Regions from separate parts of the Homo sapiens genome. Here regions 2 and 3 are each linked to region 1. A link is an interaction called in ENCODE POLR2A ChIA-PET data of the cell type or tissue named here. Cell type or tissue: GM12878. All regions are shown on one strand. Links, peaks and the distances in the headings refer to the core of each region. The heading gives the core; the rest is flanking DNA.

Region 1 (7,660 bases), core at 1,818-6,817:
TATCTTTCACCACATAGCTATAAATAAATTTAAGGATCTAAGAAATGTTAGCATTATCTGGTTACTAGAAAGGTAGCATTATAATGTAGGTTTCACTTGGTTATACACACTAGTGATACACCAGAAAATCTGCTGCCACTTTCCATCAATGTAACTTGATTAGTTATGACAGTTTTAACTTCCCAACAACCCAACTGCATGATAATGATTAATAGCTCTACAAAACCATTATGATGAAGTCTCACATTGAATGAAGACTGAAGAGAAAATTAGATAAACTGGACTTTAGGAGAGTAAGTGCTAAAATGTAAATAGGTCCTCTGGTGAATAAAATGTCACAAAAAATTTTTAATTCTCCTCAATTCCTAACTAAATAAGGACTCTAAAGGCATATTCTTATATTTCTTCTCATAAAATTGCAGAGTATCTCTATACCATCAGAAACGGTTTTAAGTTTTATACTATTTTAAAGTTTAGTTTTGATGTTAATGTCACTCTAATAATGATAATGGCCTTTTAAACTGCCTATAATCTACAATAACCTTATTCCTAAAATCCTTAAAATTACATGGATTATATTAAATACCATCCCAAAATTTACTCTAAAAAAGACATAAATATTGGACCACTTGGACATCATTATACTCAATTATGCTTCATAGTTTGGAATGTAGACACTCTTGGTTCATTAATTATTTCACGTATCCACTGTAGTAATTTCACAATTAAGTTCTTTATGGGCAAGGGCCATGTTTCTTGCTTCCTGCATATACCAGAAGTATTCACTAACTACTTGTTGGTAAAAAGTGATCAAGTAAACAGCAATATATGACTCTACATCATCTGATTAGTAGTACTGAAAAACTGGCAACAGAAGTTTAAGAAAAAAAGCTGATCATGGAAAATGTTCATTCCACACATGACTTCTTTTAAGTTTCATTTGATAGACTATACATGCTAAGAACATACTTGATTTTGTAAATGGGTGTGCATGTTAAGAATATTGTTTGCCATGGTAGTGTAATCTTTAAAACAATATGTACATTTAAGTTATATAAAGATTTTTAGCTTCATAACACCTTTTGTAGGACAATTTAATGTGGGACAGCTTTTGTGGGACAATTAATTTAATAAAATTTAATTCCGTATCCAACTTTCAAATGTATGACATTTCAAATTTCAAATTTAGTAAGGCCTACGATATGCCACACTTGTTTTTCCTTCAGGTTACTTACTTGGCATTATTTCCCTTGCAACTTGGCTATATGAGCAAATCCAAACTGAAGTTGCTAATATACTTTCTTAAAAGCTTAGTCAACTCTAAAACATGCATTGGCAACACACATGTAATTCCCTTGACGAGTCATAGTCTACAAAGACTGAGTGCACTTCTGTGCACAATACTGTAGGTTAAAGGAAAAAAGTTCAATATTCATTAAAGTGAAGGAAAACAGCTTCAAAGTTACACAAAAAGCTAGTTTAAGACAGAAAAGTATAAAATGCTCTCTAAAAGCCTAAAAACACAACTCAGAAACTATCAATTTCCAACTCGGAAACTATCAATTTCCAATGTTCAATTAGGACAGGCAAGGTGGCTCACACCTGTAATATCAGCACTTTGGGAAGCTAACGCCAGCAAACTGCTTGAGCCCAGGAGCTCAAGACCAGCCTGGGCAACATGGTGAAATCCTGTCTCTACTAAAAATACAAAAAATAAGCCAGGTATGGTGGCGCGTGCCTGTAGTCCCAGCTACTTGGTAAGATGGAAGGATCTCTTGAGCCCTGGAAGTCGAGGTTTCAGGGAGCAGAGACTGCGCCACTGTACTCCAGCATGCACAACAGAGTGAGGTCCTGCCAAAAAAAAAAAAAAAAAAGCCAATTAGAAGGCATAAATTTGATTTTAAAACTGCAAAAACAGAGCTGTATTACACCATGCAATGACTACACTCCTTTCAGGCTGTATTACAACCTGGTTTATATGTTTCTTTCATTAAGCTTATGAATGTATAACACATCTTTTAGCCTTCAAACAAAAACAAAATGAGAATTTTCTTCCCAGGCATATTTTTTAATATAATTGTATTGCATTCCAGTTTAATGGATGTAAGAGATTTCACCTTTAGAAATGTTGGTCCCGTATTTTAGTTTCTTACTGATATATAGATACCACAAACAGCATAAACAGTCCCCCCAAAAATGATAAATTACAAAAGCCTTTTGCTTCAAATCCCTACCTCCTATGTTTATTGCTTCATGGGGACCCACATCACCCATTCTCATTTCCTGTTCTCTCTGTAAGTAAATATAGTTGTCACAGTCAACCTATTGATCTTATGACTTTACATTTCCCATCTAAAATCAAAAAGAAAAGAGTGAATTGGGACATCATTTTCCATTAAAAATTTTGAAAAATTTCCATCACCATATACTTAATAGGAACGCTGAAAAGAAACTTCAGTCTCCCAGGCTTAATATACTACAAGTGCTTAATGCACCCAGTTTATATTGCAAGATTAGATTACCAATGAATCAGATTATATAAAATATACCACAGATTATTTTTAATGCTTTTATTCCAATAGATGAAAGACACAAGCCTAGATTCAAGCAAAGGAAAATCTAGTAATAATAACCACTGGGCCCAATTATTTTCTCCTCCCAGGTCACTGAAGTCTTAAAATAGAAATGACAGTTACCAAGTTCATATTGAAATGCATTCAAACATATAACACAAATAGCTTTAGGGAATTATGCTAAAAATAAGGTTATAGGCAATCTTCATTGTCTAAATATTATAATTCATTCATGTATTTTTATTCATCTACTCAAGCATTATTTCATCCAGGGACTACAGATAGCCCATACAAGCAATTACTGAAAGCTGGACATAACATTGCTTTCTTTAACTGCACAGTAATTGTATTTGAAAACCTCAATAAAAGTATTGCACAGTTAACTATAAAACAGAAATATTCAAAACATCTGAAATTTCATTACAGAAACTGCTTCCTAAAAACTCTTAATTTACCAACAATAGTGACGAAGAATTAACTTCAATGAAATCTCTAAGTGAAATTACTCAAGATAACGTATGAAAATTGCAATTTTCCCTTTGGTTTGATGACCATTTCCAATCACAGAAAACTGTGTAATTAGTAATAGTGAATTTAAATGTTCTACATTATTTTAGCATTTTCTTTTTTTGAGACATAGAACCTAAATAGCATGTGGTGATTCCTAGACAATCCTTAAAGCTTCTTTTGAGATAAACATGAGAGGTCTTTATCAATAAAGAATTTTGACTGTGACCTAAAAAAGAATATTGATTGTGGCCATTAAGATTGCATTCACTCAAACTCCAGTGTGGGTGACACAGTGAGAGCCTGTCTTAAAAAAATTTTCAGCCGGGTGAGGTGGCTCAAGCCGCTAAATTTTGTATTTTTAGTAGAGATGGGGTTTCACCATGTTAACCAGGCTGATCTTGAACTCCTGACCTCAGGTGATCTGCCTGCCTCAGCATCCCAAAATGCTGGGATTACAGGCGTGAGCCACCGCGCTCGGTCCAGTAGTGCCATTCTTAACAACACATTATGCCTATAATCAATGATTTCCAGAATTACTGTAACTGTTTATACTTTACCAGTGTACATCCTGTTCTCGATATCAGAAATGTTTTCCTCTACTATTCTAACCATTTCTTTTTCATCACTCACATTGCTGTGTGAAGTATTCCTTGATTCTTGCTATCTTTCCTCAGAAAAACAGGCATCTCTTTCCTTGGGGCTGCCTTAGCACTGCATTGATTTTCCTAGTGTATATTTACCACCTGAAATGTACATTCTTTCTATGCATGTCTATCCCTTTTGTCCTAAACTGTATGGGACAATCTTTCAAATCATCTTTTCTTTTGTGTCATTTTTTTTGAGACAAGGTCTTGCTCAGTAGCCCAGGCTGGAGCACAGTGGTGCGATCTCAGCTAACTACAATCTCTGCCTCCCAGACTCTAGAGATTCTCCCACCTCAGCCTCTGAGTATCTGGGACCACAGGCAGCTGCCATGCTCGGCTAATTTTGTATTTTTTCAAGAGACTGGGTTTTGCCGTGTAAAAAAGGAAATGAAACTATTGGGGTGCAAAAATATTTTATGATTTATTACTATATAGATCTGATCGTATACCTTATTAAAGACAATGAATTTAACTGGGACATAAAGTAGAACACATATTAGATGCAATTATTCAACAGATTATGTGTCCTAGTAAAATTAAAATGTATTTTCATGTTATTTTTAATGACACCACCTTCCTTCAAACTAGTATTCCTAGTAAATTGTTATTCATGAAAACAAGGTGATAAACTGTGTGAACACAGCTGAAAAGACACCATCTAGCAAATTCTCAAGGATACCCATTCATACTGGGAAAGACAATTCTATACTACATAAAGTCACAGAAGTTATTAAAAATAACTTAATTTTGGGGTTTGGAAGGTGCTTTAGGGGCAACATTTTATATAGTTACAACTGATACAAATTCAGAGCTATGGAAATAAAGCAAAGAAACCACATTGTGTTTGAGCAGGCAATCAAACATCTCCCCCCCAGTCCCAAAGTTCTGCATGTAATCCTTGGACTCACATTCAAGTTTATGTTAAATGCTAGCCTAAACAAAATTACTCGTCCATCTCATTCTCTTTCTTATTTTTATGTTGCTTTGGTTAAAGGAAGAACATAAATGCCCTGCTGATAGGTCCTCTGTTTGGTTGTAGCTTGTATAAGGGGGGTGTAAACACAATACACACTTTGCCACAAAATGATTCTTTAAAAGTTACAACTATGGTATTATGAAGCCAAGTACAGCTACACTGGGACTGAATTCTCTATGCTTCTTTATTACCTTCTTTGCTGTCTTTGTTTTCTGGTAGCTGTGACTCACACAGGTCACGGAGAGTGTGATTCCAAAATAGAAATGCAGCTGCAGTGGTCATCTTTTCTTAATCTATTAAGTTCATCTTCCCCAAGTCTGTGGATCCCAACACAGTGTTGGTCATTGGTGGAGACACAAATGGACATAGATCACCAACTTTCAAATTCTCAGATCTTTCATGAAGCTCATTACTGAAGGTCAAACTATTAAAATCCAAAGCTGAAAAAGCTGAAAGTAAAGTTTTCATTATTAGAATGTAAATCATAATACAATTTGACTAACGTGGAGAAATTCCTTCTAAAACAGAAGCAGTCCCATGTCCTCCACTCCCCCAGAAACACACCACTCCTGCATGGCTTATTGTATTCTACATGTCCTGTACTTGCCATTCACTCACATAGGTTTTATTAACGATCATCTTTGACATTTTTATTTTTTAGTGTTACTTATTTGATTCACTCAGCAATATTATATATTTTGTTTTCCATGAGAGCTTTGTTTATTAATAATATTCTTCAGTAATATGAACTTTCTTTTAATAACAAGACTTATGTTTAACCATGAGACACGTGATGTGTCATAAGATCATGGGTGCTTAATGGGCCAGAGTTATAATGGCTATTGGAATGCATGGTGGTGCATGCTTATATTTTAAATTATTCAGCTTCAGTTTCTGATATAGTAAATATCAATAGATACAATCCACTTAAACAAAAGCTCTTTGGGATATGCCATCATTTTTTAATGTTTTTATCTTTTTCTCACCACAAAACAGAGTTGAATTAAATGTGGTACTGTCATAGCATGAAATACTATAGGAAATGTAAACTCAACTAGAACTACTTCTGAAAATAGCAATGCATCTCTTTGGACAAATCAATGGGTGTGAACAAAACATATCGACTGATCTCAAAACTATAACGCTGAGTAAGCAAAAGAAAGCTGCTGAATAATATATTTATAATGTACAATCAGTTATATGATTGAAATTTTAGGACAGAAACACCAATTCTACATATGATTTATGGCCATACACATATATGGTAAAATGTATGAAAAGTGCATGACAATGACAAACACCTAATTCAGGGTGTTGGTTACTTCTATGCAATAATTATTAATTGCACAAAAAACCCTAAGCCTATAAAGTTTCAGAATCACTCTTTGAAATGAGTGTGTCTGCCAAATAGCCATGAAAAAAAGATTACTTTCCTCATTTTTGTACTCCAAGATATTCCCTGCACACACACACACACACACACACACACACACACTAATCAAAACATCCAATTTGCTTCAGATAATCAGTCTAACACTAGGATGAAGTAATTAAACTTTATACAAAATTGACATGTTAGCAAGGAAAGCTTTCCTCTAGGTAAAGATCAGAATTCCAACAAGCATTTCAAACACGGGAAAAAATTGTAGTCTCATAATTCACTTCTGTGAAACCCGAATGAGTATAGGTATTCCCAACTGAGAACTTCAGCGTAGCAATACGTAATACAAGATACATCTAAGTTAGAGCTTACATTTTTAAAATCTATCTTATGCTTCTAAATATAATGTTTTTCAAACATAGATACCAATGCTAATATCTGCATTATATATATCAAATCTATCCCTCAAATTTGAAAAAAAAAAAGACAGGAATACGAAGACTGCTAGCATTTAAACTATTTTTAATGTGCTTCTTTCCAGAGTTAAATTTGTATTGCAAAAATTTTTACCTGATGTGCATGCTTGTACATCTTTCATTCCGACTGCCTGGTTCGAAACACACTCTTTCATTTCAACCTTAGGCTGAAAGGGTTTTAAGACAAAATGATTAATAAGTAATATATATTTCATATACTATGTGGTTAATAATTAAAGATAAATATAGAAAAGTTATTACCTTCAAGTGATGATATTGCTGAAGAGAATCTGGAAGGCAAAAGGGACATATAATCAATTATATATAAATATGATAAATCTAACCATACACTCAGAGTTAGTATCAAGCTGAATCTTAGTGCTTCGTTTTAAAAATAATGAGTTTAGATTTAGGGGTGCATTTTTTTGTCAGGACAACAACATGACAGAAATATCCTGAAGAAAACTAAGAAGATAGGTTGAATAAAACATGCAGTTAACATTTCAAAGGCAAGATTCTGATTCGAATATCTGTAACTGAGAGAAAAGTATGCACGCAACCATGTGTACATGCTGAGGAGGAGAAAAATGATCTTTAACCAGAGGAGCAAATCATGACCCTGGGCAGATAAATGTCAAAGCTGATGGTAGAATGCTATAGTGTGTCTTTAATGTGACACATCAGAATCATTTATACCATTCTACTACAAGTACCTACTATGTCCTTCAATTGGTCCTAGAATGTAGGAAGCACACAGTTGTCATGACAGTTCATTTGAATGTTTAATTCATTTCTCATCAGAGAAAGTGTTCGGATCCACACTTTCACAAGTGTGAATTGCTTTGGATCCACACTTACACAAAATAGTTCATAAAAATCTTCATTTTTTTCATACCTACTTGAGCTTACTGATAGGCCTACATTTCTTATATCCCGTAGTTTAGCCATCTTAAATTTTTTGATCCACTCATGCAAGAAGGTATATAAAACATGTCTAAAAATAATGTCTAAGAAGCTTTCAACATTGAAATATTAATAAAAAATGCATTGCTACACAATTATTAGTTACTACTGAGCTTTTATATACCAAAATGGGTGTA
Region 2 (7,660 bases), core at 1,483-6,482, 560 kb after region 1:
CTTTGGTCTCCACCACCCCTTATCATCCTAACCCAAACATTCCTTTCTATTGATTCTAGGTCTTTAGATAGTAACCTAACTCTTTCAATCAATTGCCATTCAGAAAATTTTAAAATCTACCTATGACCTGGAACAATCCCACACCCTGCTTCAAGTTGTCCCATCTTTCCAGACCAAACCAATGTACATCTTTACATGTCTTTGACTGAAGTCTCATGTCTCCCTAAAATGTATAAAACTAGGCTGTAGCCCAACCACCTAGGGCACATGTTCTCAGGATCTCCTAATGGCTGTGTCATAGCTCATGGGTCACTCATATTTGGCTCAGAATGAATCCCTTCAAATATTTTACAGAGTGTGATTCTTTTCATTGACAGTAACCTTGGCAAAATAAACTTTCTAAATTAATGGAGACGTATCTCAGATACTTTTGGTTCACAGGACCATGGGAGAAGGGTGGCCCTCCTTGCTGGACCAGCTGAGCCTCTCACTTCCACATGGTGATGTCTGGGATGCACTGAACTAAATGTGTCAGCTCCAGGAAGAACCAGAGCAGAGTTTAGGTGGGGATAGCAGGCTGGCTGAGGTTTTCAGGGCACCCTCAGCAGGGCCTGGCAGAGTTCTTGGGTACCCACAGCAAAGAGACCTACCCCACGTGATGGATGGCATGCCCCTGGCAGCAGAGAGCCCGCTGGCTGAGGCCACTGCTCAGCACCTCTTGTGCTGCTCCTTGTTCCTGATTCTGTTTGGCAAGAGCAGCCCCCACCTCCCGCACTTGGTCCCAGAGCTATGCTTTCCCCCCTCTTCCCTCCTCCTTGGCTGAATGGCTGTCTGGGGCCTGTGGGTCATTCCATCAGTGAGTCATTTTCATGGACAGGAGCTGCAGAAGATAGGCCTGAGAGCCATCAGGGGATGGGGGCAGTGAGGTAGGAGTACATGGGGGTGGACAGGGAGCTGGGGGCCAAAGGTTTCCAGGTCTCTGCCAGGTGACTCACAGCAGATTCACCTCTGCCTTCCTCAGCTGGCCCAGGCCTGCTGCCTCCTCCAGTGTTCCCCTTCTCTTCATATTAAACACAGCTTCAGTCCACACTCTAGATTGCTCTTTTCTTTCTTGATCTCTCTCTCTCTCTCTCTCCCCTCCCCTTCTCCTGCTCTCCTGCTCCCTACCTCTTATCTGAAGTCACCACCAACAAGACCGTCCACCTGGAGAGCTGTGGAGGGGCTGGGGGCACCGCCCTCTTTCATGGTGGCCCATGACGAAGGCACTAAGAGCTGCCGGCTATGGAGCATCAGCGTCAAGATCAGCCAGCCCCAGGGACAGGGCCTGGCCATTCCAGCTGGACAAGGAGTCAAGGCTTTGCAGGTGTTCTCTTTCTCTGAGATGAAGGAAAACTGAAAGAAGAGCCCCTCAGCCCACAACCTTCAGGAGTGAATTCAGGTGCATTTTCTCCTGAAATTTACAGATAACCTGGTCTGATCATCAAGAGCTTTAGGTGACTGAAATCTCTTTATGTGTTGTGCAATAAATGACCCGAGGGCACACAGTGTGTGGCTGTGGTCACAAGCTCTCCCTCAGCACACCAGCTTGAACCTCCTTCCTTAACCTTCACAGGGACACACACCTGGGTGGTTCGGCTCCCATGAGTGGGGCTGCTGCAGACAGGAATCATTCACACACTTTGCAGCCTGGTCTGCAGAGCAGCCTTTGGGCCGCGCCTGCCTCCATTTCCCCCCAGGACTTCTGGGTTATGCTTGAGGTAGAGCTAATTTCTGTCCTTTCTTGGGGTGGCATGTGCACCCAGATCATGATGACAATAAATACTGTTTATTAAGTCTCACCATGCATTGAGTATATGTAATATTTCATTTAATCTTCACAGTGAATGCATGAGCTGAGTAGTACTGTTACTCTTAAATTTAAAATGAAAAAACCCTGGCTGGGCTTGGTGGCTCACACCTGTGATCCCAGCACTTTGGGAGGCCAAGATGGATGGATCACTTGAGACCAGAAGTTCAAGACCAGCCTGGCCACCATAGCCATTTTTAGTAGAAAAGCTGTCTCTACTAAAAATACAAAAAATTATCCAGGTGTGGTGGTGCCACCTATAATCCCAGCTATTCAGGAGGCTGAGGCATGAGAACTACTTGAACCTGGGAAGCAGAGGTCGCAGTGGGCCAAGTTCGCACCACTACACTTCAGCCTGGGCTGACAGAGGGAGACTGCACCTCTAAAGAAAAAAGAAAAAGCCCCAAGCCTTGCAACTTAAACATCACCCAGCTTGTCCCTGGTGCAGCAGGATTTTGAACCCAGCAGTCAGTCGCCCCAGGGGCCAGCTACTGACCACAGACATGACACCCACTCACTGAGCCCAGTCCCCTCCACAGGCAAGCCTCACCCCTCAAAGATGCAAGCAGTGGCCTAGCCTGGCCTTTCCTCTGACCAGAGGCTGGCCCTAAACATGTCACTCAGCAGAAGGGTATTAAACTCTGCAGAGGGCTCAGAGCCTCAGGGCCACCAGGCAACCGGCACAGGCCCTTGCAATGCTTGGCAATCAGGAGAGGCACTGACAGAGGTGACTACAGTGCCAGAGGGCAGCTAAGGGCCAGCAGGAAGGTCACACTCAGCTGAGGGGACACTGGACGGGAGGCCTTGTGCACAAGCTGGCCTTCAGACTGCATCCTAGAGGAAAGGGGGCTCCACACGGAAGGAAGGAGGGGTGCACAGGATGGGGGAGGCTGGCCCAGAATGACAAAACTGTGACAAAGCCCAGGCAATGCCACAGCATCCTCCTTCCAGAGAGGGGCTTCGTGTTAATTGCCGAGCGGGGGCATCCTCTCCCCCTACACCATCGACGTGGCTTCCCTGCGCTCTTAGAGTAAAATCCCAGAACAGCAGCCCTTGTCAGAAGCTGGCACATGAATGCAAGGGCACCAGGAGCTTGGGCTGCGTGTCCCGGTGCTCTCCCAGCTCCACCATGTGTAGGCTGGCCTCATTGCAACTCAGCTCCCCAGCTCTTAAAATGGGACCATAGCCGTGCAGGCCCCTAAGACAACTGTGGTGACCAAATCAGCCGGCACCTCCCAGAGTTAGGGTCCAGTCAACCACACCTGCAACTGTGATGAATTAGTACTTGGGCCGGCCTGGCCTGGCCTCTATTCGCTCCTCTGCCGCACCTCGTGCCCTGAGCCTCCCAGTTTGCTGTGTTCCTTTTTCAGTTCTTTCGCACATCACATTAGATGAAATGGGGACATGCTGGAAACATGTTTGTCTTGTCGTTGTCTGACACCGTTGCTCATTTATACTGTGTACAGATTTTATTCTATCACATTTGCAATCTCAAGGAACCTCATGTTATGAAATGCTTGAGGTGCCACGAAGGCCCTGTGTGTTTACCTGCTGATGAGTTAGTTGATCTCATGAACACTCAAGAGTGACATCTTATGAATACTGGGAATAAGAAAACTTGTAATACAAAAAACCACTAATGAACACTGACATTTAGACTTACCCTCTATACCCTCCCGGATATGCTTTAACATGTCAATTATTAACCTCTCACCTAATAATAGAATTATGGTGGTTACTCACAAAGTGGCTGTCTCTCCTCTGCAGCTCACACTGGAAACTGCAGGAACACAGCAGGCACCTCCGGCTGCTTGCAGCCCAGCCAGTCTGACCCTGGCCTTCTCAGGGGATGTCTCCTATCCCGAAGCATGGGTCCAAACAGAGCAATTGTGTAGCAGAACAGGTGATGATTATGCAAGAAACAGTACGGTCTTTTAGAAGATCAGCTCTAAAGGTCAAGGGGGTGGATGTCTTTATTAAGAAGGGAAAAAAATGTCAGCTATGCTGCTGTGTGCAGAAAAAGGAATCCACTCCTCCATTGACAAAAATGCCCATGCTGCATCTTGCTGAGCCTCAGATCTAGCTTTCAGGGTTGTGGCAAATCTAAAAGCACATGCATTCCTCAGAAAATGCCCCTCTACAGCTCGTGTGTTCTCTGACCCTTTACATGACACATACCAGCTGTTCTTCACATTATTTGAAAGACACTTTTATGAACTCAGATCTCCCCCATCCCTCTCCCACCCCCTGTCCCCACACCTAAAATTCAGGAGTTCATCCCTTTACCAGGGAAGAAAGCTGTATAATGGCCCTTTTTCACCAAGGATTCCATATTCCCCAAAGCATCCTTAAAACTGTAGTTTCCATTTTCTCCCTGCATACACTCCATTTCTCGTACTTAAATATGAGCTCCTGTCCTGGGCTTACCCTGCTAGGCACCAGGTGAGCACTATATTCCTGAGCTGCTTCTGTGGTCTAAGAAGCAAGGCAACCCTCCAATTCATTGAAGATCTCCAATTCTCGCCTCTAAACATACAAGTATCTTTTAGGAATGTGACTTCATAATCTATCCAGATTTAGCAAACACGGTAAAAATTTAAGAATCAAAACAGTTTTCAAATGTGAGCACAATAGCCAGGCTACCAGAAAACAGAACTGATTTGCAATTAAATGCTGATGTCATCTTTCAGCATCTGTTAACTTCTCCCCTAGCGACTCAGAGAAAGCAGAGTTCTTCCAAATTAAGGACTCTCAGAAAAGTACTTACTTTGAGAAACTCTTAGCTCTTTTAAAATGGAAAGCAATGTGGCAAAGATAACCTATATGTCATGAAAAAGTAGCCATGTAAAAGGGAATGTAGATTCATTTTCAGATGTGCACAATGAATTCATTTGATTTATTCTCACAGACAGTAAATAGATTGTGATGATAATAGGACAGCTAAAGCCAAGATGTGCAATTTAAGCTTTCACTGCAAATTTGATAATGGGAAGGGTTTGTGGTTTAATGTGGGGGTCTCAGGTGGCTGGCATTTTGCTGAGTATCCTTTTGCATCTTACTATTATTAGCCTACTGTCACTGTAGACTCTCCCACAGCTTTCACGGATACTGTGACTGAACATAATTTGGGAAGATAAATCGTATGGAATGTAAATTTTCAGCCCTGTGTGTATGGAGCAGTCTCGGAATTGATTTAATTGATGCACTGTGCTGACCACACCTGCGTCTTCCTGGGGCAGGGTCTGTTGCCCACAGCCAGCTCCAGGACACCCAGGAGAACTCCCAAGGAAGGAGCACCTTCATAAGGGGGCAGCCCTACCCTCCCTGAGTCCCGTCTGCGCCCCTGTGAGGAGCCCCTCACCCCTGGATGGCCACAGAGCTAAGAAAACCCCTTGGTTTTCCTAGAGAACTAGAGAGCCGGGAAATAAACAAATATACTGTGGTCCATCCAACCTGGATGAGAGAAATCTAACAATAAGTAAGCACAGTTGCCACACTAACTGTCAACACTGCCGTAAATGGTATCTGTTCAAAGTGCGCAGATAGGTGTTGGTACAAGAACCGGGATTTCACTCCTGACTCTTTATTGACTGATGACTGCAGAGCAAAATTGTGTATCTGCTTTTCAATTTCATCTTCTAATAATTCATCTTTCTTTATGAAATTTACAAACTCGGGGTTCATGATGCTTTGGAGATTTTTTAAAGCCGTGTTTCACCAAAGACAGAGACATGCTACCCTAGGAAGGAACCCAAGTCCCTGAACGACCTTGAGGACAGACCAAAGCCCAGGAGTGCCCACCAGGAACTATGCAAGGAGACAAGAGTCAACTTCTATATTTAAAAGACAATAGTAATAAGTGCTGTTTCTGTGTGTATGTATATGAAGCAAGTGTACAAAACAATGCTGCAGGAGGAGGGGGAGTGTGGCTGAAAAGGGACTTCTGCTGTATTGGTTCTTGTTTAATGGGTTCTGTATTTGCTGATGTATATTGTGTTTTTTCCCACGTCTCTAATATTGTATTAAATATGTGAGTCAAATCAAGTATAGAACAAAAAGGAAGTATTTTAAAATCATTACTATAATGGATAATGGCTGATGTATAACGTAAAGACAAATACTTTTGCAAATATTTTGCATTAGTTAAAAAATGGACTTTCTACAGTCATAATACTCTGCTTCAATCTAAAATTGCTTGAAATGCATTATATGCAATTAAATCTGTATTCATTACTACTAATATAATACGAAAAGAACTGAATACACGATGAAGGTTCTAATCTTAGTTCTGTTTCTTTTAAAATCCTAGGTTTTCTTAAGAGAAACTTGTTATCTTAAAGCCTTTACATGCTTCCAAAGAAAAAATTACGCATTACTTGCTTTGTGGCACAGCAGCCTTAATTCAGGTTCCTCATGAAGACATGCACAGTACCCTTTCCTGTGTGCACTCCATTCATTATTTGAATTCTCAATCTTTTTACCACCTTCTCTTGTAAACCTGCTGTTATCTCATGGCTCAGTAATGAAATTGTTACTGGTGTCAGAGAAGCTGTGCTTAGTTTAGGATTTCTGTAATGGAAACATCAAAATGGCTTAATCCAACACCTTCTCTGAGTGATCTGGCCTAGGCACTCCCCTTTCTATCTATAGGTACATCTAAGCATCCATACACACACACACACACCCCTGCATTTATAGACCAGCGTGGGGAAAATGCTACAGACAGAACCATTGAAAACCAGACAGATGGGATTTTGAATAAAAGGGCAAATGCTGTAGTTCGGAAGACTGAGTCAATGGCCACAGGGAACTGTCTGCCCATACACTCCTGGCCTGAGATCATAGGGAGAATTAACAGAAGAAGAACAAATGATGGCAATTTTCTCTGTTCACCCCCCACATTCAGAAAAAGAAAAATATTTCATTGAGCCACTTCTAAGGACATCAGAAGCGAAGGTTCCAATAGGGCCCAATCACCCAGGGATGACCAATGAGTTTGATTTTACAACACTGTGTATGGGGAAAGACAGAGCTGGATGGGTTCTACGTCCGTGCCTGCCAAGTAAGGACTGCAGAGCAGCAGCGGGTAGGAAACCTGTTTCCATCAGAGGGTACAGCCAGTGCTTGTGCTCGGGGGGTCACAGGTGCACTGGATGCTCTTCCTTCCTCAAGGAGCCGGACGAGGCTTGCGGCAGTCCTATTCCAAGGAGACTCCAGGAACTGGTGAATTCGTGAAGCTCCTGCAGTCTAGTCAGTCCAACCAGGAGGGATGGGGAGACTCAAAGACCAACACACTCACCCCCCTGACCAGGCCTCAGGCCACTGAGGCCGATCTGGTGTTTCCCTAAGCCAACCGTGCTTTCAGACACAACCACCACCAGCTCCTCTACTCCTTCCCCCAGAGTGTGTCACTCTGTCCCCTCTCTATGGAATGCAGAGCGACTGTGACATTTCCCTCCTACTCGAATTCGTTTGTCAATGCTTCTGACTCTGAACACTCCAAGACGACAGAACGTTTTCATCTACCTCCTGCCTGCAAGCCCAACATGGAGACTGGTAGATACCTGTCATTCAACATGTTCACCAACACGGTTTTTCAATCACAGGCATAGTGTTACAGTGAGCTATTGAATAGGTGGATGGACACATACATGACCATCATCTTAGACCTCTGCTTGTAAATGACCTCATGTGACAGAGGTCAAAAGCTATGACACTGCTTTTTTGAAGCCCATGCCTCAAACATGTACCTGACCCCACCTCTGCCACTGCACAGTGACCTCTCGTCACTCCCTCTCGGCCATGTAAGATGTT
Region 3 (7,660 bases), core at 1,483-6,482, 140 kb before region 1:
GAGGACAGGGGCCAGCCCACCTGAGAGGTTGGAGAGGTCAGGTGATGGGGATGAGCCAAGAACTCTCTCTTGAAGTTTCAAAGGCACCACAGCCTGATGTGAGATCCAGACCTCTGCACTTGCCCATGGACAGTGATGGGCCTGTCAGTCCTCTGGACACTGCTGTCCACCCACCTGCCTCTGACAGCCCTCCACAATGATCAGCTTCTGCTGGGGGGATGTCCGGGCAAAGACAATCTCCTGGTAGTTGGCTAAGATCTCATCCAGCTGTTCTGAGCTCATGTCCTTCAGCTCCATGCCAGTCACCACAGCGGCCTTGGCATCCCTAGAAGGGCCAGAAGAAACTGGGTGAGGCCCAAGGGCAGATCTTAGGTTGAAACACTGTTCCAGGCAGGATGCTGGCTGAAGCCTCTCTGACTTGACCTGGAACCCAGTGTCCTTGATACCTAATGCTCTAGTGAGGTAACAGGAGTCCTGGGAACACTTTAGTCTCCATTTCAAGAGGGCAAACTGAGGCTAAAATATAACACCATTTCTTGGTACCATATAACAATAGGAATAAAAAACCAGGTAGCCTTATCCCTACTAGAACAGGTGAGAGTGGTACTTCCTAGAGCAACGCTTTACTTCAGAAGTAAAAGGAAGTTAAAAAACTGCCCATTCATGGCCAAACGCAGTGGCTCATGCCTGTAATCCCAGCACTGTGGGAGGCTGAGTAGGAGGATCACTTGAGGCCAAGAGTTCAAGACCAGCCTGGGCAACATAGTGAGAGCCCCTGTCTCTACAAAAAATTTTAAAAAATTAGCCAGGTATGGTGGCATGTGCCTGTGGTCCCAGCTACTCAGCAGGCTGAGGCAGGAGGATTGCTTGAGCCTGGGGGGTTGAGGCTGCAGTGAGCCATGATCATGCCACTACACTCAAGCCTGGGTGACAAAGTGAGACCCTGTCTCAAAAACAAAAATAAAAATAAAACCCCCAAACTGCCTGTTCATATGTTTTGGGTCCTAGAATTCTTTTATGGCCAAACAAGGGGTAATAATTACTTGCCGTTGGGTATTTCAGATTTACAGAGTGTCATCTTTGTGCAATGTGCTACGTAGGCAGAAGTTTACTGAAGTCTTTGAGCAGCGCTATTGCCTGCTGACTATAAAAGTAAGGTTCTAGGGCCTATTGATTATGCAGAGCTGCCTGAGCCAGTCCCCTGCTAAAACTCTTCAGGGGCTTTCCACCGTGCTTGGAGCAGACCCCGGAATCCCTAACTTTAGCCAGCGAGCCCAGGTGGGGCCTGCGTTGTCAAGCTTCGCCTCACCTTGGGCTCTCCCTCCTGCCCGCTGGATGCTCTCAGTTCTGACATCCTCCATCCCCTGTACCCTAAGGCCTTCACGGGTCTCGCTCCCTGACCAGGAATGGGCATCTCTCACCTCAGCTTCTCGTGGCTAACACTACATTTCAGCCTTCAAATCTCAGCTTAAACAATGTAGGTACAAACTGCTGCAGGTCTTTTTCTTTACAATTTGCAAGTTTTGAGCTTTCTAGGTCTGTTTTACCTCTTGGTGCTAAATACTGGAATTCTAGCACTTGACTCAAACTACAGGTCTCCTTAACCGCTGGCAAAAAAACAAAACAAAACAAAACAAAAGAAAGTAAGAGAAGAAAGAAGGGGTGTTTCCTTTCCCCTTACACCTGCTAAGATGCAATTTTTATATGGTCATGAAACTAGAGCTGATGAAGTGAATAACTGAAAACATTCACAAAAGCATCCACTTCACTCAGTGTGGTGATTTGTATACAAATGTGTAATCCACTCTTCCCTTTTGTGGCCATGAGCAGAGTGGCAGTGACCAAGAGGAAGTGCAGTCCCTTTGTGACTTTTGACTGAGGCAAGAATCATAAAAGTCATTTCAATGCACCTTCCCACATTCGTAGGAAGATTATGTCTTTCTCTCGTTCCAAAGAGCTGAGACAGAAGCACATTCTGGAGTCTGCTACAAGCACAGTTCCATCCATGCCCATCTGAAAGGATGAGGAAGTTGAGGTTGCACAAAGACACTATACGGGCCAGCAAATTGGCAAAGCAGTCCAGGTTTATAGGAAGAAATGTGCCACCTATACTGAACAGGAGCACAGGAGGAGGCTAAGGGCAGGACCGTCGTGTGCACGTCACCAGCACATGGCCATCACCAGGCTAAAACTAGACAAAGACCACAAAAGATCCTTGAATGGAAGGCCAAACAAATCTTCCTAAGTAGGGAAGGAAGGGCAAATATAAAAAAGAAGCAATTGAGAAGATGCAGGAATAAGGTATCTTATATACAACTTTCATTAAAAATTGCTAAAATGGGCCAGGCGCAGTGGCTTACGCCTGTAATCTCTACACTCTGGGAAGCCAAGGCGAGCAGAACCCTTGCAGTCAGGAGTTAAAGACCAGCCTGGCCAACATCGTGAAACCCCGTCTCTACTAAAAGTACAAAAACTAGCCGGGTGTGGTGGCACATGCCTGTAACCCCAGCTACTCAGGAGGCTGAGGCAGGAGAATTGCTTGAACCCAGGAGGTGGAGGCTGCAATGAGATTTCACCACTGCACTCCACACTCCAGCCTAGGCAACAGAGAAAGACTCCATCTCAAAAAAAAAAAAATCTGCTAAAATTTTAAATTAAAGTCCCAGCTACTTGGGAGGCTGAGAGGGGAGGATCCCTTGAACCCAGGAGGTGGAGGCTGCAATGAGATTTCACCACTGCACTCCACACTCCAGCCTAGGCAACAGAGAAAGACTCCATCTCAAAAAAAAAAAAATCTGCTAAAATGAAGCTGGGTGCAGTGACACAAGCCTGTAGTCCCAGCTACTTGGGAGGCTGAGAGGGGAGGATCCCTTGAACCCAGGAGGTCGAGGCTGCAGTGAGCTATGATCACACCATTGCACTCCAGCCTGGGTGATCTGACAGGACACCTTGTATCTAAAAAAAGAAGACTCGGCTGGTCTGAAGGTAGTAGTGAATTAGCTCAACTGATTGTTCACAGTCAGTTACAGATCAAACTTCTACTCTTTCCCCTCTTCTCACTACTGCACTTGACTACTCTTAAAAAAATTTCTTTTAGTCCAGGTGTGGTGGCTCACGCCTGTAAGCCCAGCACTTTGGGAGGCTAAGGTGGGTGGATCACTTGAGGTCAGGAGTTTGAGACCAGCCTGGCCAACATGGCAAAGCCCCGTCTCTACTAAAAATACAAAATTAGCCAGGCATGGTGGCGGGCGCCTGTAATCCCAGCTATTCAGGAGGCTGAGGCAGGAGAATCGCTTGAACCCAGGAGGTGGAGATTGCAGTGAGCTGAGATCACACCACTGCATTACAGCGTGGGTGACAGAGAGAGACTCTGTCTAAATAAACAAACAAACAAACAAACAAAATTTGTTTAAAATTCTAAAGTGAAAAAAAGTATAATCCGATTATCTTACAAAACCAAACAAATAAACAAGCCCCAAAGTTGTTTTCATAGAGGGATGTTATGTATACTAAAGGGCACTGCAAGACTCTTAGACTTCAGGTACTGCTGCTGTGCCCAGAGGCGGGAACCCTGGTTGGTTGTCTAACGTGGTAATTTGTTATGACCTGACAGCTGTGTGTCCCTAAAAGACCTAAGTGCTTGGGGAAACTGAAGAGGTGCATTGGTCTTTCCCTCATCTCCCGCATGCGTGAAAACATAACCCAGCTAATGAACATTACTTCTCAACCTGAGAATTCGGAGTCTTTGACTCATGGAGACCAGGCACAGTCCAGGCCACTCTCCTGCATGCCCAGCTCCCTAGCCTTGTGTGGCTCCCTCATTACACTGGCCACATCATTGTTAGCTTTGTTTGTGTCTCCTTGGCTCGATGGAAAGATTCCCCAACGGTGTGGATAGTATTGTTCAGTTTGCTACTGTAGTTCCAGGTCTTGCCTGGTATATAGTTGGCACGCAGTAAATACTTGTTGAAAGAACAAATACATGAGTGAATGTACAGTTGGATGAACATGATTAAAAGAATAAGGATAAACATGATTAAAAGAATTAGGAGAAACAAGGAAAAAAACTTTCCTTAGGAAGCTTCCATTCTATCTATTACCAAATAAAAAAGAAGGGTGTGTTTACATAGCTACACGTTATGAAACCGGGTGGATAAATACCCAAGATGCTTACCAAGGAGGGTGCATGAAACAACCCACAGGGTTCTTACGATTCCAAATTATGCAACTGCATCTATGGCAAGTAATTTCACATAAACCCTTTGTTTCAGTTTTTCTTATTCTAAATTGGGCACATAGGTTTTGTGCCCAGGGCACACTGGATTTTGAAATTTCAAACAAGGAACACATAAAGGGTCATTTCATGGTATCAATACTGTGCCTGGCACATATTAGCTGCTCAGTGAAATTAGAGTGAATACATGGATATGCAAATAATAGCTCAAACAAGCCTAGCATAACTCTGAGAGCAAAAAGCTGATTTGTTCCAAGTAGTGCAGCTCTTTAGAGCCAGTGGGGCCCCATGGGTATAAACTGGAATTTTTACTATGCTGCTCCTGTGCTTACCGTTTGTTAACTTGCTCCACAGCAATGTTGAGGCGATGTGCAATGTCTTCCACTGTTTCACTGTTGGCTGAAATGATCCCCACACTCTTGGCAATAGCTTTGGCTGTGATGGGATGATCACCAGTAACCATAATAACCTAGAGCAAAGACAACGAGAAGGCCCACGGGTAATGAAGAACTCGGTTGGCCAAAGTGGGGATGGTTCAGTAATACCTACTCTGTAGTGCCCTGGGAGAACGTGGTTGGTGATTACAGTGGCAGCTCTGGATCTACGAGACAACTGTCTTTGGAGGAAACACTAATCCCATTGGGTCTACCCTTGCTCCTAAGCTTCATACGCTTCCTCCTCTGACATGAAAGGAAGCCCTTCCCCTTTGATGCCACTTTATTTGTGAAAGGGCTGGTGAGTGTCTACTTGGGGGTAGCCCCATGTTACTTCAACAGTCTTAATATTAACCTAGTAATGATGAACATGGATTATGGGGGCTGAGCCTCAAGACTGAGTAATAAAGCCTTTTTTCTTTCTTTTTTTCTTTTCTTTTCTTTCTTTCTTTTTTTTTTTTTTTTTTTGAGACAGAGTTTCACTCTTGTTGCCCAAGCTGGAGTGCAATGGTGTGATCTCGGCTCACTGCAACCTCTGCCTCCTGGATTCAAGAGATTCTCCTGCCTCAGCCTCCCGAGTAGCTGGGATTACAGGTGTGTGCCACCACATCTGGCTAATTTTTTTGTATTTTTAGTAGAAACGGGGTTTCACCATGTTGGCCATGGCTGGTCTGGAACTCCTGACCTCAGATGATCCGCCTGCCTCAGCTTCCCAAAGTGCTGGGATTTCAGGCATGAGCCACTGCGCCCAGCCAATAAAGCCTTTTAGTATCTACCATGGACTAGGGCGAGATATGGTCACTTCAAGGCACTAGGAGATTCTTCTCATTGCATTTACTGTTTATGTGGTTCATTCCACATAGACACAATCATTTTCTTTTTGTGGGACAGTTTCAGTAACCTTAGCACAGTGAAACTAGAAATAAAATAGGAATTATGATATTTACTTGAAGACACCTAAATACTGACCATCTGCTATGAAAACCATTATTAGAAAGGAACACGACATAAAGAAAGAACTTCTTGAGTCAGGAAAATAACTCCCACCTTGATCCCTGCACTCCGGCATTTGGTGACTGCATCTGGCACGGTGGACCGAGGGGGATCGATCATTGACAAGAGTCCCACAAAACAGAGGTTGGAGGTCGGAAAGTTCATAGCGTCTATGTCAAATGAGTAGGTTTCTGGAAACTCGTCTGCTGGCAGGTAGAGATGACAGAAACCTGTAATACAGATGAATTAGTGAGTCAGTGAAACTAGAATAGGAAACGAAAAAAAATAAGAGGAGAACATGCTCATACACCTTGGTCCTCTGCTGTTTTACCAATACATTAGAATAAGCCAGAATTGTTTAATTTCTTCAACTCCATAATGCATTTTTTTAGGAAAGACATATTTCATCCAAATATAATTCACTGTGAGCTCATTAGGCTCTGTGTTCTAGAAATATATCTTGCTATATTGCCAAGTTCTAGGGCAATACACAGTCTCGACTTCTGAAGTTTAGCGGGGCACAGAGTTAAAGGGATCAAGCATAGGGTACATCTCAGGGCAGAGACACATTTCAGCTGCCTGGAGGATTAGGAGAGACTTCCCCAAGGAGGTCACATGTGAGGTGAAGCTTGAGAGGGGCAAAGATGATTTCTAGGGAAAAAAGGGAGGGTGGAGGTGGGAAGGCCATTTTCAGCAGAGAAAACAGCATGTGAAGGAACAAGGGGGTTCAGCGGAGGGGCACAAAGTTCAGTGCTAGATCAAGATAAGCCCAAGAGAAAGGCCAGCAGGAATGGGGCCGAGCCATCCTTTTCTCAGAAGGCATCAGCCTCTCATAGGCTGAGGTGGAAGGGACTCTTGTGTCTGGTGGGACCTCCAAGATTGTGTGATCAGCTTTCACATCCAATTTATTTTCAGCCTGGCCCACTGCTTTGCAAATGTCAATGGAGCAGGCTTTGAGAAATCAAACGCAAGTGGGCATCGATCCCGTGTAGAATACCCGGTACTGTGGGTTATTGGATGCCTAAAGCATCACCATCTCATTTATATGCTTTATCTGATTTGCCAACTCCAATAGCCTTTAGAAACACACATTCCACAGACTGCATCTGTATTGGTGAGGACTTCCATGGTGTTTAATGAGCCGGATCGTCAACCATACACTTCTGTTTCCTTGAATTTGTCATTCTGTGGTCCTGATGGGGCACCATTCCGCCAGCCCTGGTGCTGACAACAGGACACACTGTCCCCTTTGACAACACCGCAGGCACCCCCATTGGGTCCTCCTCCTGTTGCATTTCTAAGGTTCCTTCCTTCCTGACACTTTGTCTGCATCACTGGCATCACTCTCTTCCTAGTCGTTAAATGGGAAGCTTAATCATTTTTAAACATTATCCTTCTCTGATAGGTTCTAAATCTTACCAAACTCTACCTCTATGAAGTCTCTTGCCCTGATCTCTCCTTCCCATTCCCATCACCCTGAAAAAATTCCCATCCCTTTTGCCTGAGCAAGGGCAGCTGCTTCCTATGGAGATGTGCATCTCTCCTCTCCCTGCTGCCGCCAAAGACATTTAAAGAAGTTAAAGAAATTTAACTCCTTCCATAAAGTCTTCCCCAGCCCTGCGACTGCCCAGCTCACTCTAGTGGCACAGCCCTCAGTGCTCTCTACTGACTGCAGGATGAAACCTGGCTCCTCACCCAGATGTTCAAGACCTCCATCTCATGACCTCCAGTCCAGCCCTTGAACCCTGTTTCTGTGACAGTGCCATCTCACCTGCTGGCAGCACCCAATGTGCCCCACGCCGTTCTGCCTCTGTGATTGGCCTGTGCTGTTCCCTGGGCCCTGGATACTTTCCCCTATCTCCCCTCAAATGCAGTCACTTAAGGCCCAGTTTGAAATTTAACTCCTTCCATAAAGTCTTCCCTGAGCTTGCCTCTCTGGAGGCCATCCCACCCTGCTTGGTGCTGTCACACAGCATCCTCTCCTTGTTCCCATCCTGCT

Evidence for each region. ChIA-PET counts read pairs that join two places held together with the same protein. Peaks named below come from ENCODE experiments on the same cell type or tissue, not always from the same donor. Only the 100,000 strongest peaks of a DNase experiment are listed, where the experiment ranks them.
Region 2: POLR2A ChIA-PET joins it to region 1 with 5 read pairs; 2 of 35 experiments call an interaction of 5 or more read pairs at or near these places.
Region 3: POLR2A ChIA-PET joins it to region 1 with 5 read pairs; 4 of 35 experiments call an interaction of 5 or more read pairs at or near these places.

What each region holds. Positions count from the first base shown.
Region 1 is chr13:24,561,475-24,569,134 of GRCh38, reverse strand. LOC101927375 (ankyrin repeat domain-containing protein 26-like) reads right to left here. Exons shown (of 11, transcript XM_011535334.3): 5 at 6,822-6,850; 6 at 6,655-6,727; 7 at 4,895-5,152; 8 at 2,235-2,292; 9 at 1,603-1,851. The coding sequence ends at 4,992. It also overlaps the pseudogene PSPC1P2. Among named protein-coding and RNA genes, the nearest start is that of PARP4, 53 kb to the right of the region's middle. In GM12878, for the core only: no CTCF peak of the experiment used is centred there; a DNase peak (open chromatin) is centred at 4,073.
Region 2 is chr13:24,002,043-24,009,702 of GRCh38, reverse strand. It overlaps a transcript of SPATA13 not described here. Among named protein-coding and RNA genes, the nearest start is that of C1QTNF9B, 110 kb to the right of the region's middle. In GM12878, for the core only: no CTCF peak of the experiment used is centred there; a DNase peak (open chromatin) is centred at 3,534.
Region 3 is chr13:24,698,978-24,706,637 of GRCh38, reverse strand. ATP12A (ATPase H+/K+ transporting non-gastric alpha2 subunit) reads right to left here. Exons shown (of 23, transcript NM_001676.7): 13 at 5,716-5,891; 14 at 4,567-4,703; 15 at 175-325. It also overlaps the pseudogene RNY1P7 and the pseudogene RPL26P34. Among named protein-coding and RNA genes, the nearest start is that of ATP12A, 22 kb to the right of the region's middle. In GM12878, for the core only: no CTCF peak of the experiment used is centred there; no DNase peak of the experiment used is centred there.